Regions from separate parts of the Homo sapiens genome. Here region 1 is linked to region 2. The links are chromatin loops, found by intact Hi-C in ENCODE. Cell type or tissue: uterus. All regions are shown on one strand. Each heading gives the region's core, and the rest is flanking DNA. Links, peaks and the distances in the headings are about the cores only. Region 1 overlaps ZNF670 (zinc finger protein 670). Region 2 overlaps ZNF496-DT (ZNF496 divergent transcript).

What was found. Peaks named below come from ENCODE experiments on the same cell type or tissue, not always from the same donor. Only the 100,000 strongest peaks of a DNase experiment are listed, where the experiment ranks them.
Region 1: it touches region 2 in a loop (9-fold over the local background); 15 of 110 quality-filtered maps call a loop at or near these places.

The regions. Positions count from the first base shown.
Region 1 is chr1:247,035,606-247,051,187 of GRCh38, reverse strand. It overlaps ZNF670 (zinc finger protein 670), which reads left to right. Exons shown (of 4, transcript NM_033213.5): 2 at 11,651-11,777; 3 at 12,318-12,378; 4 at 12,761-15,582. The coding sequence ends at 13,739. The region is part of intron 1 of ZNF670-ZNF695 (ZNF670-ZNF695 readthrough (NMD candidate)); the gene reads left to right. It also overlaps the pseudogene LOC100420880. Among named protein-coding and RNA genes, the nearest start is that of ZNF695, 35 kb to the right of the region's middle. RefSeq lists a silencer at 5,557-5,724. In uterus, for the core only: no CTCF peak of the experiment used is centred there; no DNase peak of the experiment used is centred there.
Region 2 is chr1:247,367,047-247,382,628 of GRCh38, reverse strand. It overlaps ZNF496-DT (ZNF496 divergent transcript), which reads right to left. Exons shown (of 3, transcript NR_168399.1): 2 at 8,486-8,622; 3 at 5,397-7,972. Among named protein-coding and RNA genes, the nearest start is that of NLRP3, 41 kb to the left of the region's middle. RefSeq lists a silencer at 8,688-8,737. In uterus, for the core only: CTCF peaks have their summits at 8,636 and 9,728 (motif pointing left); DNase peaks (open chromatin) are centred at 8,578, 9,728 and 11,218; H3K4me3 peaks cover 448 bases.

The DNA of each region.
Region 1 (15,582 bases), core at 4,710-12,709, 330 kb after region 2:
TACAGGCGCTTGCCACCACGCCCGGCTAATTTTTTGTATTTTTAATAGAGACGGGGTTTCACCATGTTAGCCAGGATGGTCTCGATCTCCTGACCTCGTGATCCACCCGCCTCGGCCTCCCAAAGTGCTGGGATTACAGGTGTGAGCCACCGCACCTGGCCTAAAGGAGTTCTAAATCATGAAACAGAACTTCAAAAAATACACCAAAATAGAACCTCCTTAAAGCATAAACCTCACAGGACCTATAAAACAATAACACAATGAAAAAAAAGAAAAAAAACCAAGGTATTCAGGCAGCAACTTGCAGCATGATTAATAGAAGGGTACCTTACATCTCAATGCTAACGTTGAATGTAAATGATCTAAATGCCCCCACTTAAAAGATACAAAATGGCAGAATGGATAAGAATTCACCACTGGGCACGGTGGCTCATGCCTGTAATCCCAACACTTTGGGAGGCCGAAGCGGGCAGATCACGAGGTCAGGAGTTCAACACCAGCCTGGCCAATATGGTGAAACCTCATCTCTGCTAAAAATACAAAAATTAGTTGGGCGTGGTGGTGCATGCTTGTAGTCCCAGCTATTCGGGTGGCTGAGGCAGGAGGATCGCTTGAACCCGGGAGATGGAGGTTGCAGTGAGCTGAGATGGTGCCACTGCACTCCAGCCTGGGTGACAGAGTGAGACTCTGTCTCAAAAAAAAAAAAAGAAGAAAAGAATTCACCAACCAAGTTATCAGCTGTCTTCAAGAGACTCACCTGACACATAAGGACTCACATAAACCTAAGGTAAAGAGGTGGAAAAAGATACTCCATGCAAATGGACAACAAAAGGGAGCAGGAGCAGGAGTAGCTATTCTTACATCAGAGAAAACAAACTTTAAAGCAATAGCAATTAACAAAGAGAAAGAGGAGCATTATGTAATGATAAAAAGACTAGTCCAACAGGAAAATATCACAGTCTTAAGTCCATATGCACTTAACACTGGAGCTTCCAAATTTATAGAATAATTACTACTAGACCTAAAAATGAGATAGATGGCAACACAATAACAGTGGGGGACTTCAATACTCCACTGACAGCACTAGACAGGTCAAGACAGAAAGCCAACAAAAAAATCAATGGTCTTGACTATATCATAGAACAGATGGACTTAACAGATATTTACAGAATATTCTACTCAACAATTGCAGTGTATGCATTCTGTTCATCAGCACATGGAACATTCTTGAAGATACACCATATGATAGGCCACAAAACAAGTCTCAATAAATTTAAGAAAATCAAAATCATATCAAGTACACTCTTAGACCACAATGGAGTATAATTGGAAATCAACTCCAAAAGGAACACTCAAAACCATGCAAATACATGGAAATTAAATAATCTGCTCCTGAATGACTGACTGTTGGGTCAACAATGAAATCAAGATAGAAGTTTAAACACTTTTTGAACAGAATGATAGTAGTGACACAACCTATCAAAACCTCTGAGATACAGCAAAGGTAGTGCTAAGACAAAAGTTTGTATCATTAAATGCCTACATTAAAAAGTCTGAACGAGTACAAATAGACCATCTAAGGTCACACCTGAAAGAACTAGAGGAACAATAGCAAACCAAATCCAAACCCAGCAGAATAAAAGAACTAACAAAGATCAGAGCAAAACTAAATGAAATTGAAACAAACAAAAAATACAAAAGATAAATGAAACAAAAAGCTGGTTCTTTGAAAAGATAAACAAAATTGATATACCATTAGTGAGATTAACCAAGAAAAGAAGAGAGAAAATCTAAATAAGCTCAATTAGAAATGAAACAGGAGGGCCAGGCATGGTGGCTCATGCCTGTAATCCCAGCACTTTGGGAAGCCGAGGTGGGCAGGTCGTGAGGTCAGGAGTTTGAGACCAGCTAAAAATACAAAAATTAGCTGGGCATGGTGACACATTCCTGTAATTCCAGGTACTCAAGAGGCTGAGGCAGGGGAATCACTTAACCCGGCAGGTGGAGGTTGCAGTGAGCTGAGATTGCACCACTGCACTCCAGCCTGGATGACAGAGTGAGACTCCATCTCAAAAAAAAAAAAAAAAAAGAAATGAAACAGGAGGTATTACAAACAATACAACAGAAATACAAAAGATTACTAAGGCTACTTTCAACAACTTTATGTGCACAAACTAGAAAACCTAGAGGAGATTTATGAATTCCTGGAATTATGAAACTCTCCTAGATTAAATAAGAAATAAATAGAAACTCTAAACAGACCAATAACAAGGAGCGGCATTGAGATGGTGATATGATTTGACTGTGTCCCCACCCAATGTCTCACCTTGAATTGAGAGACCAGGTGGAAGTAATTGTTCTCACGAAATCTGATGGTTTGATGAGTGTTTGGCAAGTTTCTCCTTCAGTCATTCTTCTTCCTACCACCATGTGAAGAAGGTGCCTTGCTTCCCCTTCGCCTCCTGCCATGATTGTATTTCCTGAGGCCTCCCCAGCCATGTGGAACTGTCAGTCAATTAAACCTCTTTCCCTTACAAATTACTCAGTCTCAGGTATTTTCTTATAGCAATGTGAGAATGGACTAATACAGTAAGTTGGTACTGTAGAGAGTGGGGTGGTGCTATAAAGATACCTGAATATGTGGAAGTTACTTTGGAACTGGGTAACAGGCAGAGGTTGGAACAGTTTGGAGGGCTCAGAAGGAGACAGGAAGATGTGGGTAAGTTTGGAACTTTCTAGAGACTTGTTAAATGGCTTTGACCAAAATGCTGATAGTGATATAGACAGTTAAGTCCAGGCTGAGGTGGTTTCAGATGGAAATGAGGATCTTCTTGGGAACTGAAGCAAAGGTGACTCTTGCTATACTTTAGCAAAGAGACTGGCAGCATTTTGCCCCTGCCCTAGAGATCTGCAGAACTTTGAAATTGAGAGAGATGATTTAGGGTATCTGGGAGAGGAAATTTCTAAAGAGCAAAGCATTCAAGAGGTGACTTGGGTGCTCTTAAAAGCATTCAGTTTTATGCATTCAAAAAAAGGTGGTCTGTAATTGAAACTTATGTTTAAAAGAGAAGCAGAGCATAAACGTTTGGAAAATTTTCAGCCTGATGATGTGATAGAAAAGAAAACCCATTTTCTGAGGAAAAATTTAAGCCAGCTGCAGAAATTTATGTAAGTAATGAGGAGCCAAATGTTAATTGCCAAGACAATGGGGAAAATGTCTTTAGGACATGTCAGAGGTCTTCACGGCAGTCCCTCCCATCACAGGCTTGGAGGCATAGGAGAAAAAAATGGTTTCATGATCCGGGACCCAGGGCCTTGCTGCTTTTTGTAGTCTTGGGACATGGTGCTGTGTCCTAGCTGTGGCTAAAAGAGACCAATGTACAGCTCAGGCCATTGCTTCAGAGGGTTCAAGCCCCAAGTCTTGGCAGCCTTTACTTGGTGTTGGGCCTGTGGGTACAGAAAACTTTAAGAATTAAGGTTTGGGAACCTTTGCCACGATTTCAGAGGATGTGTGGAAATGCCCGGACGTCTAGGCAGAAGTTTGCTGCAGTGGCCTAGCCCACATGGAGAACCTATGCTAAGGCAGTGTGGAAGGGAAATGTGGGATTGGAATCCCCACACAAAGCCAAGTTAAGAATTGAGGTTTGGGAACCTCTGCCACAATTTCAGAGGATGTATGGAAATACATGGACGTCTAGGCAGAAGTTTGCTGCAGTGGTGTAGCCCACATAGAGAATCTATGCTAAGGCAGTGTGGAAGGGAAATGTGGGGTTGGAATCCCCACACAAAGCCAAGTTAAGAATTGAGGTTTGGGAACCTCTGCCACAATTCCAGAGGATGTATGGAAATACACGGATGTCTAGGCAGAAGTTTGCTGCAGTGGTGTAGCCCACATAGGGAATCTATGCTAGGGCAGTGTGGAAGGGAAATGTGGGGTTGGAATTCCCACACAAAGCTCCCATTGAGGCACTGCCTAGTGGAGCTGTGAGAAGAGAGCCACCATCCTGCAGACCCAGAATGGTAGATCCACTGACAGCTTACAGTGTGTACCTGGAAAAGTCACAGACAATGCCACCTTGTGAAAGCAGCCAGGAATGGGGCTGTACCCTGCAAAGCCATAGGGGTGGAGCTGCCCAAGGCCATGAGAGTCCACTTCTTGCATCAGCAGGACCTGGATGTGAGACATGGAGTCAAAGGCGATCATTTTGGAGCATTAAGATTTTATTGCCCTGCTGGATTTTGGACTTGCATGGGGCCTGTAGCCCCTTTGTTTTGGCCATTTCTTCCATTTGGAACCGGTGTATTTACCTGTTGCCTTGGGCAACCTCATTCCTGTGGCTTTGCTGGATGCAGCCCATGTGACTTCTGACATACTAGAGTCAAATGCTTGCAACGTTTCCAGGCTCACAGTGCTTTCTGCTTGTGGCTGTACCATTCTGGGGTCTGGAAAGCAGCAGCCCTGTTTCCACAGCTCCGCTAGGCAGTGCCACTGTGGGGACTCTGTGTGGGGGCTTCATCCTCACATTTCTCTTGGCACTGCCCTAGTAGAGGCTGCCTGTGGGGTTCCACTCATGTCAGGCTTCTGCCTGGGCACCTACATTCCTGATACATCTGAAATTTAGGTGGAAGCTACCAAGCTTCCTTAACTCTTGTATTCTATGCACCTGCAGGCTTAACACTAAGCGGAAGCCTCCAAGGCTTATGGCTTGTGCCCTCTGGAACCGTGGCCCAAGTGGTATATGGTGCCTTTTTAGCCAAAGCTGGAACCAGAGCTACTGGAATGCAAGGAGCAGTGTCCTGAGGCTGCACAGGGCAGTGATGCTTTCGACCTGGTACCCCAAACTTTTTCCTTTTAGGCCCCTGAGCCTGTGGTGAGAGGGGCTGCCACAGTTTTCTGAAATGCATTACAGGTCTTTTTCTTAGCCTCATGGCTGTTGGCACCTGGCTCCCCTTTAGTTGTGCAACTCTCTCTTACAAGTCATTGCTCCACAGGCTGCTTGGATTCCCTCTTTACCACAGGGCCAGGTTGCACATTTTCCAAACTTTTATGCTCTGCTTCTCTTTTAATCATGTTTCAACTTTAAATCACTTCTGATTGTGGGGGCAAAGAAGCGACCATACCACCTCTTGAATCCTTTGCTGCTTAGAAATGTCTTCCTCTGGAGACTCTTAAGTTATTACTCCTAAATTAAACCTCCTACAAATCCTTAGGGCATTGGACACAATGCAGCCAAGTCTTTGCCAGGGTGTAACATGGGTGACCTTTGCTCAAGCTCACCAAAACTTTGTCATTTCCATCTAAGACCTCATTGGCCTGGCTTTCACTGTCCATATTTCTGTCAACATTTTGGTTTCAATCACTTAACCACTCTCTAAAAAGTTCTAATTTTCCTCATCTCCCTGTCTTTTTCTGAGCCCTTGAAAGTCTTCCAGCTTCTGCATGTTACCCAGTTCCAAAGCTGCTTTCACATTTTCAGGTATCTTTATAGCAACACCCCACTCCTCAGTGCCAATTTTATGTATTATTCCATTTTTCCATTGATATAAAGTAATACCTAAGACTGGGTAGTTTATAAAGAAAGTAGGTTTATTTGACTCACGGTTCTGCAGGCTGTACAAGCATGGCACCGGCAGCTGCTTGGCTTCTGGTGATGCCTCAGACGGAAGGCAGAGGGGGAACAGGCAAGCCACATGGTGAGAGAGGGAGTCAGAGAGAGGAGGAGGAAGGTCCAGCCTCTTAAATACCCGGCTCTCCTGTGAACCAACAGAGAACTCATTACTTCAAGGACAGCACTGAGTCATTTATGAGATATCTGCCTCCATGACCCAGATGCCTTCCCCTAGGCCCACCTCCAACATTGGAGGTCACATTTAAACATGAGATTTGGAGGAAACACACAGCCAAACCGTATCAACTGGTAATGTTTGTGGATGTAAAACTCATAAATTACTGGGGATCCCTAAGCCTGGGCACCCAGGAGATGTTCTCAAACTTGAGCAGCTCACCAATTTCAGTTTGGTTTTTCCTATACACGTACTGCTACTCTTAGAGGATTCTTATGGTTTTCTCATCAAGTGAGTTACGATTCTCTGGATGTGCCTCTCTGTCTCTCTAATTTGGTTTGGTAGTTTTTACTGGGAACTCAGTTCTTTAATGGTTAATCTTAGAATTGTTTAGTTAAATTTATTTGCCTTTTATTGTGAATGTGAATGTTGCTTTTTTTTTTTAACTTTTGTGTTCTGGGGGGTACATATGCAGATTTGTTACATGAGTAAATTTCATGTTTCTGTGTTTTGCTGCATAAATGATTTTGTCACATAGATAGTGAGCATAGTGCCTGATAGGTAGTTTTTTGACTCTCACTTTCCTCCCATTCTCCCCCTCAGGTAGGCCCCAGTGTCTGTTGCTCCCATCTTTGTGTCCATGTATACTCAACAGTTAGCTTCCATTTATAAATGAGAACATGTGGTATTTGGTTTTCTGTCAATGCATTAATTTGCTTATGATAATGGCCTCCAGCTGTGGCCATGTTTATGCACAGGACATGATTTAATTTCTTATAGCTGCATAGTATTCCATGGTGTATATGTACCACTTTTTAAAAAATCCAGTCCACTATTGATGGGCATTTGGATTGATTCCGTGTCTTTGATATTGTGAATAGTGCTGTGATGAACATACAGGTACATGTGTCTTCTTGGTAGAACAACTTATATTCCTTTGGGTGTGTATCCAGTAATGGGATTGCTGGGTCAAAAGGTAGTTCTGTTTTAAGTTTTTTGAGAAATCTTCAAACTGCTTTTCACAATGGCTGAACTAATTTACATTCCCACCAGCAGTGTGTAAGTGCTCCATTTTCTGCGCTACTTTGCCACCATCTGTTAAAGACTCTAATAATAGCCTGAATGTTGCCTTTGTTTTTTGGGGTTTTTTTTTTCCAATTATTTCTCCTTTTATTGCTCCTTCCGTGAACCTTGACAGTCTCCTTTGGTGGTCTCAGGAAATCTTTTCAACATAAATTATTTCTCAAGCAAAGGAAAATTTACTTTGAGCATTAAGACACATACATAGTTCTGCTGTATTTGTTAAATGGCTCTTGGAGCATTTGATCCTTGGTTGAAGGCAGAAGATACCCACATTGGTTTGAGGAGCATTGTCTTCTGAAATCTTTTTGTAAATCACTCTTCTTAAGAAGTTCTCTTTTTCGGTGTTTACCCAGGTTTTCAAGAAGTTGTTCAAAAACTCACATAAGGTGCTAGACTGGTCTTATATCTCTGGTTCTATGTTTAATATCAGATTCAGTTTAATTCTCCTTTTTTCCTCTTCATTAGTGGAAATGGCATCCAGTTCATGGCAGATGAGGCTTATGGTTGGAACAGTAAATGGATCAAACCGATCCAGTTTCTGCAAATCAGTAGGCACAGAAATGCGACCTGTTTTAGGATGAACGCTAAAAGGGCTCTGCGGTAAATGATTGATTTCTTTGTTGACATTGATACCCCATCGTGGAAACAGTCCTGGAGCATAATCTCCCACTGCAGCCAGGATCCACATTTTGATTTTTGATGTTATTCTGACATCTGCTGGTGCTCCCAATGCTGAAGTGAATTGTGAGACTTTTGGAAGCTTTGTTGAAGTTCATCCTGAATTGTTTCAGGAACAAGGGCTAAAATCTTATCCCAGCTTTTGTTATTTTTGAGAATATCTTGATTAACCAAGGCATATTCTTCAAAGTTTTTTTTATTATGTTTATAGATTTTCTGACAAAAGGGTGAATTTTTTCAGTTAGGTGAACTTTCTTTTTAACATCTTGACCATGCTTTACAAGGCTCAAATACTCAACTATCCCAGAATATACCACCGAAGACAGTTTTCTAACTGATTTATCACAGACCAAACAATGTACACCCCTCCTTCCAGAATATACCCAGAGACAATGCTTAAATCCAAAGTCCTCCTTCAGTGCTGTGTTAGTGATGCGTATGGCCCTTGTCATGAGGGTCCAGCACGTAGAACATGTATCTGCAGAACTACAGCATCTCCTCACATTGTCATGTCTGTCATGTCAGTGTCAAACACCAGTTCTTTTTCCTGAGCCTGGAAAGCTCCCAGCCTCACTGTATTGTGTTGATTGGGTCTGTGGGAATATACTGCACCTATATCAATCTTGTATGGATTCACTTTCTGCATCTCCTTTTCCAGATCACTCTGGTTGTTGAAGGATTGGTATCGAATGTAATGTCATCTTTCAATGTGAATGAAAATTCACAGTGTTGGGAGTAATTCTTTATCACTCTGCTGTAGTTGAGCCAGTTACAGTACAGAGAATAGGGAAAGAGCCTCTGGTAATAACATTTCAGTAGCTCAGACAGCGTGGTGGGGTCAGACATTTTCATGGAACTCAGAACTCAACCTAGGAAGCTTGACCATTGCCTTTTATGCCTACTTGCTCTACTGGAAATCAGAAGTGTCTGTCTCCATTTTTTTCTTTAATTCACTGCTGTCAACTTTTAATCCTAAACTTACTTTCTTCTACTTCTGACGTCACATCAGGATATGGTGAAAACAAGCCTGGGTGCTCTCTCTGGGTTTTGGCAGCAGATTGAAACCATGTAAATCTTTTCCCTTGAAACTGAATTCTCATCCTAGCTTTCCACCTACCCTCAACAGAAAACACAGGCCTGGCTCCTTTTCTTCCTCATTCAAACCATATCAAACCACCTTGAAAGGCCTGACCTAATGGATCCACAAGTGTCAATTTTCTGAGTAATAATTTCCTACCCTTTCCAAACACATCTCTGCCCGTGACCATCGCACTTAGTACCACTAGCAGAATGTTCAGACATTGCCCACCACCATGTGGTTCTGTCTTCTCTCGCAATGACTTGCTAATCGGTTCTGCCGCCTGGTATCTGGTGTGTACTTTAGCTGCTTGCTGAGCAACTAGCACTGTGAGCTGTGCTGCTCAATTTACTTATTTCTGTGAAATCTGTAAATCACGACTCAGATCACGTTATAAGGCAAAGAAACATAAAAATTGTGTTCTTTTACATTTTAATTAATTTTTAAGTTTTCTATTAAGAAATACAGTAAGAATGAGTAAAACATTTGTCAAGAGTTTTAGTAACAATAGTTGAAGCAACTTGGAAATTATAATTAAGATTCTTAACTGGGCCTCCTACAGTCATTAAGAGTTTTCTGATGGTTCCCACCTAGACTTATCTCTTAGTTGACCACTGTTGTGATTGTTTGGCTACTTTTTTGCATTTTTATCATCTGTAATTTTTCAGTTCCATTTTGCTTTACTTGAACTTTCTAAAATGAGTATGAATGGAATTAAAACAAAAAGGTTTATTGGTGATTTCCTTGTGTCAGTATGTTTCACACATGCTAGTGCCTGAGGCTGTGGACCATTTAATTCAGCCGTCCATTTTAATGATTCTGATGTGAGGGCTTTTTCAATTGTATTTTTTTGCTTTTGGGAAAAATAATGCTCCTATGATTTTATGCCACATCTCCAAGTGCAAATGCACCGTAAATTCTCTGGACATTTTAGAAAAATTAATGGGCTACACATTGTGGTAAGTTCAAATTAGAGCAATGGAGGGTATCAGTTGACTCCTCCTTCCTTCGTGAGTAACCCGTTTGCCATGGCCGTCATCACATGGAGTTGATTTTTTTCTTCTAGTCAATTTCAAATGTCATATACCTGACTATTTTCTATTTTCTCATTACCAAGGAAGTTGACTTTTTAAAAAAATAGGTGGTCTTTCATCTTCTTTTAAGTATGCTTTGCTTATTTTCTCACTTTTAAATCGTGTTCATTTTTACACTTCATACTAATTCTTTTATATTGCATGTATTACAGTTTTTTCCCACTGCTTTTTGCCTTTTAATTTCCTGAATATTAATATATGTGAATTTGCCAGTTCCTTTTTTTCTGTTTAAATGAATTCTGCCCATTTTTCTGTCCAAAAATACCCCTGTTTTCCTTCGAAGTCTGAACGTATTTTAGTTTTGTCTTTCATATTTGAAATAAAGAACTTGATTATTGTTCATGGAATAGAGGGGAATGCAATGTACTTTTTCAGTTAGTACCAATTTGCTCTACTGTATGTTTTAAAGTGCTTTTGATTTCTTCCACTATTCTGGAATGCTCTGTCATTAATGAACTTTACATACAAAATTCCTGCTTACAGGCCAGGCACAGTGGCTTGTAAGCCCAGCACTTTGGGAGGCCAAGGCAGGCAGATTACCTGAGGTCAGGAGTTCAAGATCAGCCTGGGCAACATGGTGAAACCCTGTCTCTACTAAAAATACAAAATCAGCTGGGCGTGGTGACACATGCCTGTAATCTCAGCTACTCGGGAGGCTGAGGCAGGAGAATCGCTTGAACCTGGGAGGCAGCGGAGGATGTGGTGAGCCGAGATCACGCCATTGCACTCCAGCCCGGGCAACAAGAGTAAATCTCCATCTCACCAAAAAAATAAAATAAAAAAATAAAATAAAAATAAATTCCTGCTTATTTAAAACTTTTTTCCCTTTTGGACTATTTGTTTATCTCCACATTAATACTGTCCTGAATATTATAGTTTGAAAATTCTGATACATGGTAAGGAAGCCATTGCCCTATTGTTTGGAAGACTTTGACAATTCTTAGACATTTTTTTTTTGTTAGGTTTGGAAAAGTAGTTTTCAGTTGCTAATAAAGTGTCTGTTTTGGGGATTGATGGAATTTTTTAAGGCTATTTGAAAGAGGTGATATCTTGATGACATTGAGTTTCTTCTAAGCACACGTACTATCTTTCCACTTACTCCATTGCACTTTGTTGTTATCCAATAGAAATTTTAAAATTGTTTTGTTTGTTATTAAAGATAAATTATCAGTCTTATTTACAACTGGGTTTAATTTGGTCTGGAGTAAACTACTTGCAAGCTTCCAAATATTTTCTTATTATAATCACGTTGATGCCTCATTTCTCCAGTTAACAAGTTGTAACAGCATATGAGAAATATTGTTTACCAAGAATGCTCATTAGAGACTTAATGCTCAGAGTGTTTTTCAGAGCTGATCCCCTAGGTACCACTGCAAGAATGGAGTAAAGTAGTAGGCTTTCAGAAACAAAACAAAACTGGAGTTCAGCGAATAATATATTGTTTGCATAAGATTGTTTACATATTGTGAACCACTCACTTAGGGTGATGAGATCCGTCAAAAAAATCTATTTTCTCACACCAAAAGGTCAGACTTTGTGAGCAGGTATTTCTAAGGATATGTAGTCTTAAGACTTAATACTAACTGTTATACACAACAAATAGCATGACTTCGTTATGAGAGGCCCTTAAGATAAAATCTACACATAGAAATTAGGGGTGACCTCATTTCTTACAGCACAGTTTATTCCCTGCACCTGCCAATGAGACAGGTGTTCCTACTCTGCTGTTGACTTTCTGAATAGTTTCATTTTAGCATGAAGAATGTTGAGTGGGCAGCAGTAAGTGCAGACAGAGAGTAAAGTTCTGATGACCAGGTCATGGAAGAAATGTTTGAAGTCTGCAGAATTATGTTACGATTTTATGAGATGAGTATAGATTCTTAGTACTGTCTGTCTAAGCCATCCTCCTCTCCACATATGTGCGATATTCTAGGATTCAGTGTCATTTGAAGATGTGGCTGTGGCCTTTACTCAGGAGGAGTGGGCTTTGCTGGATCCTTCTCAAAAGAATCTCTACAGAGATGTGATGCAAGAAATCTTCAGGAACCTGGCTTCTGTAGGTAAGAATAACAACACTTATTCACGTAGTTGATTACAACGCAAGTGTTTTGGCTGGGCGTGGTGGCTCACACCTGTAATCCCAGCACTTTGGGAGGCCAAGGCGGGTGAATCGCCTGAGGTCAGGAGTTCAAGACCAGCCTGGCCAACATGGTGAAACCCCATCTCTACCAAAAAAATAAAAAAATTAGCCAGGCGTGGTAGCAGGCGCCTGTAATCCCAGCTACTTGGGAGCCTGAGACAGGTTAATTGCTGGAACCTAGGAAGTGGAGGTTGCAGTGAGCCGAGATTGAGCCACTGCACTCCAGCCTGGTCAACGAAGAAACAATCTGTCTCAAAAAAAAAAAAAAAAGAAAGAAAGAAAAAAGAAAAGAAGAAGAAAACAAGTGTTTCTTGGTTATGAATGTTTCCTGATTTGGCATGTGGAAAGGGAGTACTTTGGTGAAAAAAATTAGTTATGGTCACAGTGTATAGTGAACCTTGAATCTAGCAATTTTTAAAGTTTCTAATCATTTGAATAATCTTATGGTTGTACCTTTTAGGAAACAAATCAGAAGACCAGAATATCCAAGATGACTTCAAAAATCCTGGGAGAAATCTAAGGTAATTTGCATTCACAAGAGCAAAAATGCCCCTTGAGGGAATCTTAGCATGTCATAAGTTTTTAAAACAGACAAAACAACTAAGAACCACTAGAAATTTTTTTTTTCCAGAAAAGTCTTAGCAAAAAATACACCTGAATGTAACATTGATGTTCAATATTTTCAGAATATTTTACTTGGAAACACCACCAAGATACTGTACATGTGACTATCACAATTATGATAATAATGATAATAGCTATGGGGGACCCATATCTTACAGTAATTAATTTATTTACTTTAAAACAATTTAGATATGGCAGGAAACTTGCATTTTCCATGGTATTAGTAGCAATGTAAACCATGAATAAATGTACCATTAATGATGTTTATCATTTTTACAGCAGTCATGTGGTAGAGAGACTGTTTGAAATTAAAGAAGGCAGTCAATATGGAGAAACCTTCAGCCAGGATTCAAATTTGAATCTGAATAAGAAAGTTTCTACTGGAGTAAAGCCATGTGAATGCAGTGTGTGTGGAAAAGTCTTCATATGTCATTCAGCCCTTCATAGGCACATCCTGTCTCACATTGGAAACAAACTATTTGAGTGTGAGGAATGTCCAGAGAAGTTATATCATTGCAAACAATGTGGGAAAGCCTTTATCTCTCTCACCAGTGTTGACAGACACATGGTAACACACACTAGTAATGGGCCTTATAAGGGTCCAGTGTATGAGAAGCCTTTTGATTTTCCTAGTGTATTTCAAATGCCTCAGAGCACTTACACTGGAGAGAAAACATATAAATGTAAACATTGTGATAAAGCCTTCAATTATTCAAGTTATCTTCGTGAACATGAAAGAACTCATACTGGAGAGAAACCCTATGCATGTAAGAAATGTGGTAAATCATTCACTTTTTCCAGTTCTCTTCGCCAACATGAAAGATCTCATACTGGAGAGAAACCCTATGAATGTAAGGAATGTGGCAAAGCCTTCAGTCGTTCCACTTACTTGGGAATACATGAAAGAACGCATACTGGAGAAAAACCCTATGAATGTATAAAATGTGGCAAAGCCTTTAGATGTTCCAGAGTCCTCAGAGTCCATGAAAGGACTCACAGTGGAGAAAAGCCCTATGAATGTAAACAATGTGGTAAAGCCTTCAAATATTCTAGTAACCTATGTGAGCATGAAAGAACTCACACTGGAGTGAAACCTTATGGATGTAAGGAATGTGGTAAGTCGTTTACTTCTTCCAGTGCCCTTCGAAGCCATGAAAGGACTCATACTGGAGAAAAACCCTATGAATGTAAGAAATGTGGTAAAGCCTTCAGTTGTTCCAGTTCCCTTCGAAAGCATGAAAGAGCTTATATGTGGTAAAAAACAACAACAACAAAACACCTCTGTCAATGTAAGAAGTGTGTTAAAGCTTTCAGTTATTCTAGTTTCATTAGAACACGTGAAAAAATTAAAAACTCAAATTAGAGAGAAACCCAACACATGTAAGGAAGATTAGAATGTATGCAATTTTCCTAGTTCCCTTCTAAAACTTAGAAGGACCCGTCCTGGGAAAGAACGTCATAAAATACGAAAAATGTGTTAGAACACTTTATTTTCCCAGCCGCTTTCAAATATATTTTTATCAGTGGTTCATTGTTAAAGAAGGTGTCTATACTTTAGATTTTCAGTTTTTTGCAGGGAATCATGGAGCTGAGAATTTCACAGATACTTTATAAGCCATAGTACATGAGCTTAATAGGCTGTGTTTTGTTTCTCATCAGTTAACATAATTTTTGTCTATTCATTTAAAAATTTGTTGGATCCCTAGACTAAGTTGAAATGTATTTCTAATAGTAGGCAATTTTAATTTTCATGTAGTTGTTTAATTGTTCTCTAATTAATGGACCAATGAAAAATGAGTTCATGTGTGTGTGTGTGTGTGTGTGTGTGTGTGTGTATTCTACCTTTTTATGGGAAAACTACTTTTTTGTTGTAAAGATTTTCTTCTGTTTTCTTTGCTAATAAAGAATTGTTATTAATTTGCATGTATGTGAAGTTTATATAGTCTCATGTACATTGTTATTTTCATTTTCTTTCCTTTATTCTGTCATGAGTTTTGGCTGTTACTTGCATAGTTCACTTTTTTAAAAAATGTTATGTTTTTAGAGAGGGTCTCACTTTGTCAGCTAGGCTGAAGTGTAGTGGTAATAATAGTCTTAGCTCACTGCAGCCTCAAATTCCTGGGCTCAAGTGATTCTCCCACCTTAGCCTCCTATGTAGCTGGAGCTACAGACACATGCCACCATGCTCAGCTAATTATATAATTTTAAAAATTTTTTATAGAGATGGGATCTCGCTGTATTGTCTAGGCTGGTATTGAATTCCTGGCCTCAAGCTATCCTCCTGCCTCAGCCTGTCTACATGTTGGGGTTACTGACATGAGCTACCACACCTGGCCCACTTTTTACTTTGAATTAAGAAGAGAGAACTGTGATTGGACAGTATGCTTGTCTAATCTGCGTGTGAAAGCATTCAGTCTCACCATCAAGTATATTGTGGATTTTTCATAAATATTCTCAAACAGGCTCAGGAAGTTTTCTTGTGTTTTTTATTTATTGTTTCATGGTAAAGGAGTGTTGAACTCTTATGACATGTTTTTTTCTGCATCTATTGAGATGATTTGTGGTTTTTGGCATTCTACTGATAGTCTATTACGTTAACTGGCTTTCAGATATAAATATATTATGGTTATCTGGGTGAAATTTGTCTTCATCATGGAATATAAGTATTTTATCTACAGGTTGAACATCTGTAAACCCCAGATTCCAATACCAAATCTGAAATGCTCCGAAGTCAAAAACTGTTTGAGCACCAGTCTTATGCTCAACAGAAATGCTCATTAGAGGATTTTTGATATTTGGATTAGGGATGCTCATCCAGTAAGTTTTCTGCAAATATTCCAAAATGTTAAAAGTCTGAAATCCAAAGCACTTCCGTTCCCAAGTATTTCAGATAAGAAACACTCAACCCATATTGATAACGTTCAATTTTCCAGTGTATTGTTGGGGCCTTTTGCATTTATAGTCAAATTGGTGTGCCCTAGTATACCATATAGTATAGCATCATCTGTATATATAGCATGTCTACATGTATACTTATATGTGTATAAGTAGCTATATAATATGTGGTATAGTACAGTTTTGTAAGTTACTATGAATTATGC
Region 2 (15,582 bases), core at 4,900-12,899:
CCTGGGTTCTATTCTTGGCTTCTGGAATGATTCCCTTCTGGTTTTTTTACTTATGTAACTTTGCCATTTGTTGAGGTTTCCCCCCACCATGGATAGCTTCTGATTTCCTGTCTTGAAGTTTTATTTCTCTAAAATACCCTAGGGGAAATTCTAAATCTTGTAAAAAAAAAAAAAAAAAAAAAAAGAAACTGCTTACCATCTCTTTGAGACACTCACGTTTCCATGGTTAAGTTATATCCTTAATTAAAACTTATTAATTTCATGTGGAAAGTTACCTATGGAATTCAAAAGCCAAAAATATTGGCCACTTGGCATGGCTAAAGTTGGGTAATAAAAAATTTAAAAGAATTTTTTTTAAAAAAGCACCATAGTTAAAAGTCAGCTTAATTAAAAGTGGATAAACAAGCTAGAAGTTTATTTATTTATTTATTTTATTGTTGAGATGGAGTCTCACTCTGTCACCCAGGCTGGAGTGCAATGGCAAGATTTAAGCTTACTGCAACCTCCGCCTCCCAGGCTCAAGCAGATTCTCCTGCCTCAGCCTCCTGAGTAGCTGGGATTACAGGCGTGCGCCACCACTCCTGGCTAATTTTTGTATTTTTAGTAGAGACAGGATTTCAACATGTTGACGAGGCTGGTCTTGAACTCCTGGCCTCCTGATTTGCCCACCTCGGCCTCCCAAAGTGCTGGGATTACAGGTGTGAGCCCCATGCCCGGTGCTATAAATATATTTAAAAGCCCTTTATGTTTTTCTCTCCTTGGATCTTGTTTTTCCTGGAAAAAGTTTTTTTTTCTTCTCAGCTGACTGAATTATTTTCCTCCATTTTTTTTGTCTTGCCAATCTTAATGCACACATGAGAGGCCCTGAGATGACTTCTGGTAGCCTGGGACTTCTTGGGAAAAACAGGAAGCACCACCAACCCCATTTTGGAAGAAAAAAAAAAAAGCTCTGTTTTCCACATAGAACCCTAGCAATTAAAAGCAGATAAATCCCTCTCAAAATCAAAGGCTCTGTTCTGTTTTGCATTGCGTTATCTAATGGTTTTGAGTTTCAGGCGTATCAGAAATTACTTCCCTTTATTTGAAAACACTTGGTGTCTAATAACTAGGTAGGAGATATACTTTAGTGCATGGCTAATAGCAGTTATGGAAGAATACCTGATTGTTCGCATACTTGGATTAGAGAAGCATGCTCTTGGCCACCTGGAGGATGTGGAAACACCCCCAGCCCCACTGAGAGATAAGACTCTTATGGGGAATGGTCCAATTACAAAATGGGCTGATTGGCTTTGGTTTGCCTTGCAATGAAACGCAGGGTAGCAGCACTGCACTGTCTTCTCCTGTAGTAGTTCCCTCCTTTTGGGGATGGAGAACCCAGTTTAAAATGGCACCCTTAATTCTGGGGATCTGTCTTTGCCTTCAGCTGCTTATTTGCTGCTTACTTGGCCCTAGATATGCATGCTTTCCTGGCCCTGTTCCTCCAAGGGCTCCACCCTGAAGCCAGTAATCCAATTAAGAAACTGGCAAATGAAAATTTTACAAGTGTTAAATCTTCTCTCCAGGGCCGGGCATGGTGGCTCACACCTGTAATTCCAGCACTTTGGGAGACTGAGGCAGGAGGATCACGAGGTCAGGAGTTTGAGACTACCCTAGCCAATATAGTGAAACCCCGTCTCTCCTAAAAATACAAAAATTAGCCAGGTGTGGTGACGCACGTCTGTAATCCCAGCTACTCAGGAGGCTGACGCAGGAGAATCGCTTGAACCCGAGAGACGGAGGTTGCAGTGAGCCAAGATCATGCTATTGCACTCCAGCCTGGACAACAAGAGGAAAACTCCATCTCAAAGAAATAAAAAATAAATAAATAAATAAATTAGGAGAATTAAAAATTGTGGCTGGGCCAGGTGCAGTGGCTCACACCTGTAATCCCAGCACTGGTGGGGACTGAGGCAGGAGGATCACTTGAGCCTGGGCAACAACTGAGAACTTCTCTCTACAAAAAATTTCAAAAATGGACCTGGTGTGGTGTCATGTGCCTGTAGTCCTAGCTACTTGAGAGACTGAGGTGGGAAGATTGCTTGAGCCCAGGGTTTGGGGCTTCAGTTCACTAGAGATGATTGCATCCACCATTGCACTCTAGGCATGGCAACAAAGCAAGACCCCGCCCTCTAACTCAAAAAAAGTTGCAGTTAGACAAGAAGGATAAATGATAAGTATTTAAGGTGATGAATACAGTAATTAGCTTGATTCAATAATTACACACTGTATACATATAGTAACATCACTGTGTACCCCATAATTATATATGGTTATATAATTAAAATTTGTCAAAAAATAAAAATAAAATTTTAAAATTAAAAAAAGTTAAAGGTTGAAAGGAGGAAAACTACTTTTATGAAATCGAACAAAAATATGAAATGCCACCTAGACATTTACTTAACAAGAAATGTGCAAGATCTATATGAAGAAATGTTTTAAGTACTGAGAGTCACCAAAGAAAGCTTGAACAAAGGCTGAGATAAACCATGCCCTAGGCTAAGAAGTCTCATGTATTAGACTGTTCTTGCCTTGCTCTAAAGAAATACCTGAGACTGGCTAATTGATAAAGAAAAGACGTATAATTGGCTCACGGTCCTGCAGGCTGTACAGGAGGCATACTGCTGGCATCTGCTTAGCTTCTGGGGAAGCCTCAGGAAATTTACAATCATGACAGAAGTCAAAGGGGGAGCACACACACCATATGGCCAAAGCAGGAGCAAGAAAGTGTGAGGGGGAGGTGCCACACACTTTTAAATGACCAGACCTCATGAAAACTCAGGATCTCGAAGACAGTACCGAGGGGATGGTGTCAAACCATTTATCAGAACTCCTCCCCCATGATCCAATCATCTCTCACCAGGCCCCACCTCCAATATCGGGGATTACAATTCAACAGGAGATTTGGTAGGGACACAGATCCAAACCATATCAGCTCAGTCCCAGAAATCTGATATTTCTCCCCCAGTTAATCTAAATAGTTAACATAGTTGGGGGAGAAAAGGGAGAACTACACAGAATAATGTGAGAAAAGCCAGAAAACTCTGAAAAGGAAGTGTAAAGATGAAAAAGTAATCCCTGCAGATATTAAAATATTTTAGAAACTAGAGTTGGCGGCGGGGTGCGGTGGCTCACGCCTGTAACCCCAGCACTATGGAGGCCAAGGCAGGCGGATCACCTGAGGTCAGGAGTTCGAAACCAGCCTGGCCAAAATGAGAAAACCCTGTCTCTACTAAAAATACAAAAATTAGCTGGGTGTGGTGGCGCGTGCCTGTAATCCCAGCTACTCAGGGGCTGAGGCGGGACAAGTGTTTGAACCCGGGAGGTTGCAGTGAGCCAAGATCGTGCCACTGCACTCCAGTCTGAGGGACAGGGTGAGACGCTGTCTCAAAAAAAAAAAAAAAGAAAAGAAAAAAGAAAAAAAAGAAACCAGAGTTGGCTTTTGGAGGCAGGACAAGAAGGGCTTGCTCCTCGGCGGCCATTGTGTTTTTGTGCGCTCTTGGATGGGGTTATGTCCCACATTGTATTTGTTTATGTCTGGCCCCCAACTAGTCCATGGCCTCGGGTCCATGGGCCCCAGTATATTCATCTCTGCGTACCCAGTGCCCAGATTGCTTGACACACAAAGGGAGCTCAGGGAATGACGCAAGGAGCAACACCTGCATCGCACGACCTTCCTCCTCCCTCCGTGAAGGGACACGTGTGTGGGGCGAGCAGCGCAGCCAGGTCATGACCTTCCTCTCCCTCCCTGAAGGGACACGTGTGCGGGGAGGGCGGGGAGAGCAGCTCGTGGCCAGGTTGGCCGCACGTGATGCTAGCGTGCTCTTTACTCTCCAGGTTTCGGGTGTCTATGTTATACCTCCAAATGTTGAAATTATTCATATCAGTAAGGTTCTCCATTCACATTGCAAGTGTTCTGTTTGCTTTATGCGAAGGTGTTCTCCCATCAGCTCCCTTACCACTGCCATAACAAGAGCCAAGCTGCCGACATCCCTTCCCTGACAGAGGGTGCTTTTGTACTTCTCAGCTCCTGTCCAAGAGCCTCAGGATGATAGACAGCCTCCTCTGTTCTCCTGGAAACACCCCTCCACCTCCAAATCTGTCAGTCATGGTGCCTGGAACCACCCAGAGCCATCTGTTGTCCCTGTTAAAATAATCACGTTACTGGAAGTTTGGTTTCTTCTGAGGCCTCTCCCCTTTACTGGTAGATGGCCACCCTCTTGCTGTGTCCTCACATGCTCTTCCCTCAATATGTGTCTGTCCTAATCCACGCCTCTTATATGCACACTCACAGGGCACCCTACATACAGTTGCCTCCTTGTCCCGTCTCTTCCAGGGATCAGCACCATGCTTTGCAAATAGGTGCACAATCAATGCCTATCAGATTTATATGCACTAGTTAAAATGAACTTGATTCATTTTTCTTGATAATGTTAATTCAATCCTTATGAAAAATTATGTCCAAGAGGTATGCAAGGCACTTTGTAAACATCACCCTACTTAATTCTCTGAACTGGCTTTGTCAGAGGCATGCGAACCAGAACTACTCCATCTCGAATGGGCTGGGTAAAATGAGGCTGAGGCCTACTTGGCTGCATTCCTAGATGGTTAAGGCATTCTAAGTCACAGGATGAGATAGGAGGTCGGCACAAGATACAGGTCATAAAGACCTTGCTGATAAAACAGTTTGCAGTAAAGGAGCCGGCCAAATCCCACTAAACCCAAGATGGCTATGAGAGTGACCTCTGGTCGTCCTCACTGCTACACTCCCGCCGGCACCATGACAGTTTACAAATGCCATGGCAATGTCAGGAAGTTACCCTATATGGTCTAAAAAGGGGAGGCATGAATAATCCACCCCTTGTTTAGCATATAATCAAGAAATAACCGTAAAAATGGGCAACCCACAGCCCTCAGGGCTGCTCTGTCTATGGAGTAGCCATTCTTTTGTTCCTTTACTTTCCTAAAAAACTTGCTTTCACTTTACTCTATGGACTCACCCTGAATTATTTCTTGCGCGAGATCCAATAACCCTCACTTGGGGTCTGGACAGAGACCGCTTTCCTGTAACAGTTTTACTCACAACACATCTGACACCAAACCTGTGGGTTTTTTTCTTCTACACAGCAGGCACCAACTAGGTATCCTACAATTCAATTCTGACATGTCTACCTGGAGCTAGAGTGAAATCCCACAGGTTATGGGCTTGGTCCCACAAAACTGCCCCCACTTCATGGAAGTTCCAGGTTTGTTAACCAGCACTTTTGACTGACCAGCTATAAATTCAAGGGTTCCCACACACAATCCCTCTATCTCAGGTTTGGTAAATCAAGAGAATGGGCTCACAAAACTCAGGAAAGTGCTTTACTTCCTGTTACCAGTTTATTATTATAAACAGCACAACTCAGCAACAGCCAGATGAAAGACACAGACAGGACAAGGTATGCGAGGCAGAGTCAGCGCTTCCACACCTTCACCAGGCACAACACCCTCCCAGCACACGAATGTGCTCCTGAACCCAGCAGCTCTCCAAACCTTTTCTTTAGGTTTCTTATGGTTCCATTATTTAAGCATGAATGATCAAATCACTGGTCATTGGCGATTAAACTCAATCTCCAGCCCCTGTTCTTTCCCTGGAAGTCACGGACTGGAGCTGAAAGTTGCAAGGCAAAGTTGATTCCCCTGGCAACCAGCCCTCATCCTCCAGGAGTCACCTCATTAGCATAAACACAGGCATGGATGAAAGGGGCTCGTTAGGAATAACAAAAGATTTCCTCTTGCCCCTATCAGTCAGGGAATTCCAAGGGGTTTAGAAGCCTCCATCAGGAAACAGGGACAAAGACCAAATATCTAATTCTTATTATCACAGATCCTCACAGCCATCCTGTCTGGCGTGTACCGTTAACAACGTCCTCATTCTATCGATGATGTAACTGGTAGATAATAATCACCACATGAATTATAGCATTTTTTAAAATTATACTTTAAGTTCTAGGGTACGTGTGCACAACGTGCAGGTTTGTTACATATGTATACATAAACCATCATTCTGAGCAAACTATCGCAAGGACAGCATTTGTTATATATAAACAACAGTTCTGTAAATTATAGATCGTACTCTACATTGCAATATATATAATCACACATGTACTATGTATAAGGTATTATCATATAACCTAAAAGAAGTAGACATCAGTACTTGTTATTGCATTGTATATTATGTATACTAAATTATTTCTAAAATAACCCTGTGTGGTGAGAACTACTTGATCCTTATTTGATGAGTGAGGAAACAGTGCTAAGAGAAATTACATAACATGCACATACCCACTAGTATGTATGTCTCCTAAAGAAATTCGGATTCATGCTCACAGTGATACGTGTACAAGGGTCCTCAGTGAGGAACTGTTTGCAGCACCAAGAGAGTAAAAACTGCAAAGGGGGAATCATATCAGTGTAACCGCCCAGTGGCTTCACCTTGCTGCTGCCTGGACAGAGCCGATTTCTCAAGAGAGCGGAATTGCAATAGAGAAAGAGTAATTCACGCAGAGCCGACTGTGCAGGAGACAACAGTTTCATTATTACTCAAATCACTCTCCCTGAGCATTCGGGCAGCAGAGTTTTTAAGAACAACTTGGTGGGTGTGGGGAAGCCAGTGAGCCAGGCGTGCGACTGGTCAGAGCTGAAATCCTAGGGAGTCGGAGCTGTCCTCTTGTGCTTACTCTGCTTCTGGTGGGGACGCGGGACCGGCTGGCGAGTCCAAGTGCAGCCATCAGTTGTCAGAAGTGCAAAAGCCTGAAAACACATCTCAAAAGGCCATTCTCAGGTGCTACAGTAGCGATGTTCTTTGCAGGAGTAATTAGGCAAGTTGCAAATCTTGTGTCCTCTGGAATAATGGCCGGTAATTACGCTTACGGCTCAGTAGAATTCAGGCCCCTGTCATCCTCCTAACTTGGCGGCCTTTCATTAGTTTTACCAGGGCAGTTTAGTTTTGGGGAAGGGCTGTTATCATTTAAACCATAAACTAAATTTCTCCCGAACTTAGCGTGGCCTGTAACCACCCAGTGGGTTCACCTTGCTGGCTGCCTAGATGGAGCCGATTTATCATGACAGGAGAACTGCAGTAGAGAAAGAGTAATTCGCGCAGAGCCGGCTGTGCAGGAGCCTTGTTTTATTATTACTCAAATCAGTCTCCTCAAGCATTTGGAGATCAGAGGTTTTAAGGACAATTTGGTGGGTGAGGGGAAGCCAGTGTGTCAGGAGTGCTGATTGATTCGGTAGGACATTAAATCATAGGGAATTGAAGTTGTCTTCTTGCACTGAGTCAGTTCCTGGGTGGGGGCCACAAGATCACATGAGCCAGTTTATCCATCTGGGTGGTGCCAGCTGATCCATTAAGTGCAGGGTCTGTAAAACATCTCAAGCACTGAGCGGTTTAGGGAGGGTCACAATCTTAGAGCCTCCAGCTGCATGACTCCTAAACTATAATTTCTGATCTTGTGGCTAATTTGTTAATCCTACAAAGGCAGTCTAGTCCCCAGTCAGGAAGGATGTTTGTTTTGAGAAAGGGCTGTTATCGTCTTATCGTCTTTGTTTTAAACTATAAATTAAGTTCCTCCCAAAGTTAGTTCAGCCTACACCCAGGAATGAACAAGGACAGCTTGGAGGTTAGAAGCAAGATGGAGTTGGTTAGGTCAAGTCTCTTTTGCTGTCTCAGTTACGATTTTGCAATGGCAGTTTCAGGCCCATGCTTAGGAATGAGCTAAGAGAGCCAGCCTGTGAGGCTAAAAGCAACATGGAGTCAGCCATGTCAGGTTTCTCTGACTGTCTCAGTGATAATTTTGCAATGGTGGTTTCATCCGCACATCTACGCTGCATCTGACGTGTTGCTAAGTGAAGAAAGCTGTGTGCCACATACATGTATCTCCTCATCCAACTGAAATTTTTTAAAAATTGTTTTAATTTTTGTGCAGATAATACAGACATGTACCCCACCACACACAATGTAAACTGCAAAAGCAAAAAACCGAGATGCCTCGTCCACAGTTCAACCCTCTGCGAACAGAGCCATCCTGGATAAAAGGTATGCCTCCAAAATATCTAAATATAGATAAAGATATATCGAGAGGGAAATAATGATATATAAGCGCCCATTCACATTTGTGTGTGTGCGCCTGTGTATCAACAAATAACACACATGTACCGAAGTGTTATGGTTTATTTCCTTCTCACAACCAACTCTAAACAAAGCCATGATACTGCCCAAAGTCAGCAAGACGGAGGCCAACCAGCTGGCTGGCCTCCTTTAGGAGCTTCAAACTTTTCAATCCCAAATTCAATAGGAAGAAGGAAGAAGAAATAATGAGGAAGAGGGAGGAATACGGAGGCGGGGAGGGGGCAGAGGAGAAAGAAAAGGCAGAAACAGAAAAGAGGGAACAATGTCCCGTACCTTGCTTTGCTCCTGCAAAGTAAAGGCCACCTGAGGAGGGTCGGGGTGAATCCTTCACATGGGTGGACAGAAAAGCGAACACTTTCCACCAGAGGGCGCGGGAAAGGGGCCTCAGACTTGCTCGGCTGAAACCCAACCTTGTAAGAAAAAACAGAAAAGGCGCTCAGTGCTGGTCCCAGCACCCAGTGTGCGCTGGCTGCAGGCACCGGGTGGGCCTGAGCGGCTGCGGGGCTCGGTGCCCTGGGCTCGCACCGGGGGTTGGCGAGGGGCGCGGGGCGCGGGGCGCGGGGAAGCCTCTGCAGGGCTGGTCGCTTTCACACTCCCAGTAACATAGACTGGGGCGCTGGGGAAGCTGTTAAAGAAGCCAGGCTTCGAGATGTAACACGCCCCGATTCGTTTCATTTTTTCTTTTTTTTTTTTTTCTTTGAGACGGAGTCTCACCCGGTTGCCCAGGCTGGAGTGCAGTGGCGCGATCTCGGCTCACTGCAACCTTCGCCCCCGGGCTCAAGCGATTCTCCTGCCTCAGCTTCGGGAGTAGCTGGGATTACAGGCGCGCGCCACCACGCCCGGCTAAATATATATATATATATATTTTTTTTTTTTTTTTTTTTTTTTTTTTTTGAGATGGAGTCTCGCTATGTCGCCCAGGCTGGAGTGCAATGGCACTATCTCAGCTCACTGCAACCTCCGCCTCCTGGGTTCAAGCGATTCTCCTGCCTCAGCCTCCTGAGTAGCTGCGATTACAGGCACATGCCACCACACCCGGCTAATTTTTTTTGTATTTTTAGTAGAGATGGGGTTTCACCATGTGGGTCAGGCTGGTCTTGAACTCCTGACCTCGTGATCCGCCCACCTCGGCCTCCCAAAGTACTGGGATTATAGGCGTGAGCCACCACGCCCGGCCTAATTTTTGTATTTTTAGTAGAGACAGGGTTTCACCATTTTGGCCAGGCTGGTCTCGAACTCCTGACCTCAGGTGATTCGCCCGCCTAGGCTGGGATTACAGGCGTGAGCCACCGCGCCCGGCATATTTTTTTTGTACTGTCAGTAGAGATGGGGCTTCACCATGTTGCCCAGGCTGGTCTCAAACTCCTAAATTCGAGTGACCCGCCCGCCTCGCCCCCTGCAGTGCTGGATTACAGGCGTGAGCCTCAGTGCCCGGGTTTCCCATTCATTTTCTAGCTGGACACGGAAGGATGTGACCGAGACGCTGACGGCGTCCGTACTGTCCTCGGCGCCCTCTGGTGGTCACAGCCAAGTACAACTTGCGGAACAATTCAGCTCCAGCTAAATTTGGCAGTGCCAGGGATGGGTCTATCACTCTTCTGGGAGGAAAACGCATGACCTTGCAATTTGTTTTAAGAACGACCATAGTGGGCTGAGCGCAGCGGCTCACGCCTGTAATCCCAGCACTTTGGGAGGCCGAGGCGGGCGGATCACGAGGTTAGGAGTTTGAGACCAGCCTGGCCAACATGGTAAAACCCCGTCTCTACTAAAAATACAAAAATTAGCCGGGTGTGGTGGCGCGCGCCTGTAATCCCAGCTACTCGGGAGGCTGAGGCAGGAGCACTGCTTGAAGCCGGGAGGCGGAGGTTGCAGTCAGCTGAGATTGTGCCATTGTACTCCAGCTCTGGGCGACAAAAACGAACAAACAACAACAAACAAACAAACAAAACGACAGGAGCGACCGGATCACAGGCTCAGGCCTGCGATCTCAGTACTTTGGGAGGCCAAGGCGGGTGGATCACACGAGGCCAGGAACATGCGAATCGCTTGAACCCAGGAGGTGGGGGTTACAGTGAGCCAAGATCGCGCCACTGCACCCCAGCCTGGGCAACTAAGCGAGACCGTGTCTCAAAAAACAAACAAAAAAAAAACAGGGCCTGTGCCTCTCCACGGTCACCCTTTACTAAATGTGCATGTGCGTGTTCCCACTAGTCCCGGGAATGGACGCCACGTCTCCGCAGCACCTGCACGGCTGGAATACCGCAGAATTGTGACAGGCATTGGAACCAGAGCAATTCCATCTTGAACATGGGCTGGGTAAATTGAGGCTGAGACCTGGAAGGCTGCACTCCCAGACAGTTAAGGCTTTCTAAGTCACAGGATGAGATAGGGGGTAGGCACACGATACAGGTCATAAAGACCTTGCTAATAAAACAGGTTGCAGTAAAAAAGCCGGACAAATCCTACCAAAACCAAGATGGCCACGAGAGTGACCTCTGGTTGTCCTCCTTGCTACACTCCCGCCAGCGCCATGACAGTTTACAAACGCCATGGCAACCTCAGGAAGTCACCCGGTATGGTCCAAAAAGGGGAGACATGAATAATCCACCCCTCGTTTAGCATATCATCAAGAAATAATCATCAAAATGGGCAGGCAGCAGCCCTTGGGGCTGCTCTGTCTGTGGAGAAGCCAATCTTTATTCCTTTACTTTCTTGATAAACTTGCTTTCACTTTACAGAGTCACCCTAATTCTTTCTTGTGCGAGATCCAAAAACCCTCTCTTAGGGTCTGGATTGGGACCCCTTTCCAGTAACAGAAGCACAAATACGGTTTTGTCGCCCACATTCTAGGGCTTCTGGATGTGCAAATACGGCTTTTCCCCCCGCATTCTAGGGCTTCTGGATGTGCAAATACGGCTTTTTCCCCCGCATTCTAGGGCTTCTGGATGTGCATTCTGGGCAGGCCTTAGATTCCAGGGTTAGCCACTGCAGTGACTGCTCAAGATCACTCCTTGGCCCCAGGCCAGACAGGGTGCAGAGGATGACTGTCCCAGGATGGATCACCCCAGAATCCCCAGTAGCAGCACATTACTTGTAAAAAACATTCTTTTCAGGATTTGTCCCACTCGAGACACTTTAATTTTAGAATAGGCTACACGACTGCTAATGAGTAGTAAGAGCAGACACTGTGCTTGGAGCCATAATAAACCCTCCTCCACTGGGAGTGCATCTTCACTTTCCCATTCCTGGAGGTGAGAAGAGAGAGTAGCTGAGAACATTCTGAGTTATGTAAGGCATACAACATTTATTTATTTATTTATTTTGAGACAGAGTCTTGCTCTGTGACCTAGGCTGGAGCGCAGTGATGTAATCGAGGCTCTCTGCAGCCCCTGCCTCCCGGGTTCAAACAATTCCCCGGGAGGCATACAAAATTTATCAGGCTCAGAGAGACAGCAGTATGGGGGGGCGGGGGCAAGGCGGGGGCAGTTGTTTAAAGGCATTTTGTTCCTGACTAGCTGCATCACCTATTATCTCCATGTTGCTAGCGTTTGTGATACAAAGAAAAATGTATAGCTAACCAATAGCTTATGTTATTTTAATGTAAATTTTTTATAAACAGCTGAGGAACTGCCTCTTTCATCCTTTAAAAACTCACTTGCAACTGCTGCTAATTGGAGGATATATTCAGAGCAACTTGAATCTATCTCTCCCGGCTTACAGTCCTCAAACTTGGCCCAAATAAACTCCACTTATATTAATTTTGCCTCAGTTTCTTCTTTAATCAACAAAGGGAAGGGAAGTGCCTAAGGGAAGTGGGGCTGCCTAAGAATGCTCAAAGCAAGCCCACCACTGAGGTCTGGGCAGAGAGTGATACTTCAGGCTTTACTGCTCCTCTCAACCTGGGAAATTTTCCTTTTGTTTTGCATTAAAATACAGTGGGGGCAACCAAACTCCCTCGATGAAAAAACGGATAAGGACAATTTGAAAAACACAAATAACTGAATACTCATTCAGCTTTTAAAAGACGAAATTGGCCAGGCGCGGTGGCTCACACCTATAATCCCAGCACTTTGGGAGCCCAAGGCGGGTGGATCACAAGGTCAGGAGATCGAGACCATCCTGGCTAACACGGTGAAACCCCGTCTCTACTAAAAATACAAAAAATTAGCCGGGCGTGGTGGCGGGCGCCTGTAGTCCCAGGTACTCAGAGGTTGAGGCAGGAGAATGTCGTGAACCCGGGAGGCGGAGCTTGCAGTGAGCCGAGATCGCACCACTGCACTCCAGCCTGGGCGACAGAGCCAGACTCTGTCTCAAAAAAAAAAAATTCAAAATTTTGTTATATGGACAATAGGGATAAATCTTGAGGACACTATGCCAAGTGAAATAACCAAGTAACAAAAGAGATACTGGGCCAGGTACGGTGGCTCACACCTGTAATCCCAGCACTTTGGGAGGTCCAGGCAGAAGGATCACGAGATCAGGAGATGGAGACCATCCTGGCCAACATGGTGAAACCCCGTCTCTACTAAAAATACAAAAATTAGCTGGGCGTAATGGCGCATGCCTGCAGTCCCAGCTACTCAGAAGGCTGAGGCAGGAGAATCACTTGAACCAGGGAGTCGGAGGTTGCAGTGAGTGGAGATCGCGCCACTGCACTCTAGCCTGGCGACAAAGGGAGACTCCGTCTTAAAAAAAAAAAAAAAAAGCCAGTGGCACAGTAATCATTCTCCTACAATTACCCATGCTATGTGAGTTAAAATAAAATTTTGTATGCTTATCTCCCTGTTAATCTGCCTATTGTCAGTTGATTTTGCAGCAAAACTTCAGAGAGTGAAGCAGCTTTCTCTTGGCCCCTACAGATTTGGCGCTGTGAGCAGGATCACCAAAACTGTTTAGCTCTTCTGAAGCCAGGAGTCCAAGGAACCTGGGGCCTGACAGGCCAGCAGAAGGGGAAGAATTTGGGAGTAGTTAGATTCTTGGCATCTGTAAAAAGTAAAGTAGAGGTTCCTCTTCAAAGACTTTCCTCCCCATCTAATTAGGAATAAATAGTAACTTCTATTAGAAGCAAAATTTATTCAAAGACCTGTGCTAACATTCTTAAATATCTGCTAGCCGTAATAAAGAAATCAATGTTCTTTATGTTCTTAGCTCCCACAATTTAGCCTAAATATCTGCCCTGGCATGCTTATACTGGTCCAAGTAAGCATTAGGTCACAGCCTGTTCCTCTTCCTTATTTGAAGGTGTTTTTACCTTTCTCAGCATTCCACCAGTTACTTCCTCTTTCCTTTGTTCCCCTCTACCTTTGCCTCTTTTAAAAAGTTCTAAGTTGCTAGCCAATCGAGACAAATACAGAATGTGAGGTCCCGCTCCAGCCAGTGGAAACCAGACACAGCAGTAGGGAGGACGCGTCAGGTTATAAATGACCCTGTCTCCTTTGTTCAATGCACTCTCATGGCAAAACTGCTGATGAGTGTACCCTTTCTGCAAGAAGTAAAAATGGCCTTACTAAATAAATTAAATTCATGTTCAAGTGCTATTTCTTTACCGCACCAAGGAAGAAACATTTCAAACAGCATCTGTCTGTGCAATCCAATCAAGCAGACAGTAAAACTGTTTCCTTTTCCTTTTCCAAATTTAAGATAAATGGAAAGAAAGAATTTATTTATTTATTTAGAATCAGCTCTGTTGCCCAGGCTGGAGTGCAGCGGGACAGTCATGGCTCACTGCAGACTTAACCTCCTGGACTCGAGGGATCCTCCTGCCTCAGCTTCCTGTGTAGCTGGGACCATAGGTGCACTCCACCATTCCCTGCTAACTTTTTGATTTTTTTGTAGAGATGGAGTCTCAGTTGTTGAGGCTGGCCTCAAACTCCTGTGTTACTGGAAAGGGGTCCCAATCTAGACCCCAAGAGAGGGTTACTGGACCTCCCACAAGAAAGAATACAGGGCGAGTCCATAGAGTAAAGTAAAAGCAAGTTTATTAGGGAAGTAAAAGAAACAAAAGAATGGCTACTGCATAGGTACAGCCGTGGTGTGAGCTGCTCAACCGAGTATACCTACAGTTATTTCTTGATTGTATGCTAAACAAGGGGTGAATTATTCATGAGTTTTCCGGGAAAGAGGACTGGATTTCCAGGAACTGAGGGTTCCTCCCCACTTTCAGACCATATAGGGTAACTTCTGGATGTTGCCATGGTATTTGTAAACTGTGGTGGTGCTGGTGGGAGTGTCTTTTAACACGCTAATGCCTTATAATAAGTATCACATAATGAGCAGTGAGGATTACCAGAGGTCACTTTCATCAGCATCCTGGTTCTGGTGGGTTTTGGCCGGCTTCTTTACCACATCCTGCTTTATCAGTGGGGTTGTTGTGACCTGTATCTTGTGCTGACCTCCTAACTCATCCTGTGACTAAGAATGCCTAAGCTCCTGGGAGCCCAGCAGTTCTCAGCTTTTTTTTACCCAGCCCATCTTCAAGATGGAGTCCCTCTTGTTCAAATATATCTGACATCTGGACTCAAGGAATCCTCCTGCCTTGGCCTCCCAAAGTACTGGAATTACAGGGTGAGCCACTGCACCCAGCCAAGAAAAGCATTTATACAGGCTAATTTTAGACACACAAACGCTGGTTTATTTTTGGTATGACTATTTCATGTTGTCTGATCTTTTTCCTTTCAGAAACATTCTTTTTTTTCCTGTGTCTCTGTCTTGCTGTCATAAAGATTCCCTCTCATCTTGCTTAATATCTTTTATGTCAGGCTCTCAAGAGCCTGACTTGTGACCAAGTGGGGAGCACTCTTGCTTGGTCTCTACCAACCCGGGGAGTGGTTGGGGGAGTGGCATGACTTTTGGGACTTTTGGGTCATGTGTGTTGGTCAGTTGTATTAGTCCATTTTCACTCTGCTTACAAAGACATACCCAAGACTGGGAAGAAAAAGAGGTTTAATTGGACTTACAGTTCCACATGGGCTGGGGAAGCCTCAGAATCATGGCAAAGGGCAAAAGCCACTTCTTACATGGCAGCAGCAAGAGAAAATGAGGAAGAAGCAAAAGTAGAAACCCCTGATAAATCCATCAGATCTTGTGAGACTTATTCACTATCACGAGAATAGCATTGAAAAGACCAGCCCCCGTGATTCAATTACTTCCCCTTGGGTCCCTCCCACAACATGTGGGAAATCTGAGAGGTACAATTCAAGTTAAGATTTGGGTAGAGGCATGGCAAAACCATATCATTCCACCCCTGGTGGCTCCAAATCTCATGTCCTCACATTTCAAAACCAATCATGCCTTCCCAACAGTCCCCCAAAGTCTTAACTCATTTCAGCATTAACCCAAAAGTCCATAGTCCAAAGCCTCATCTGAGAAAA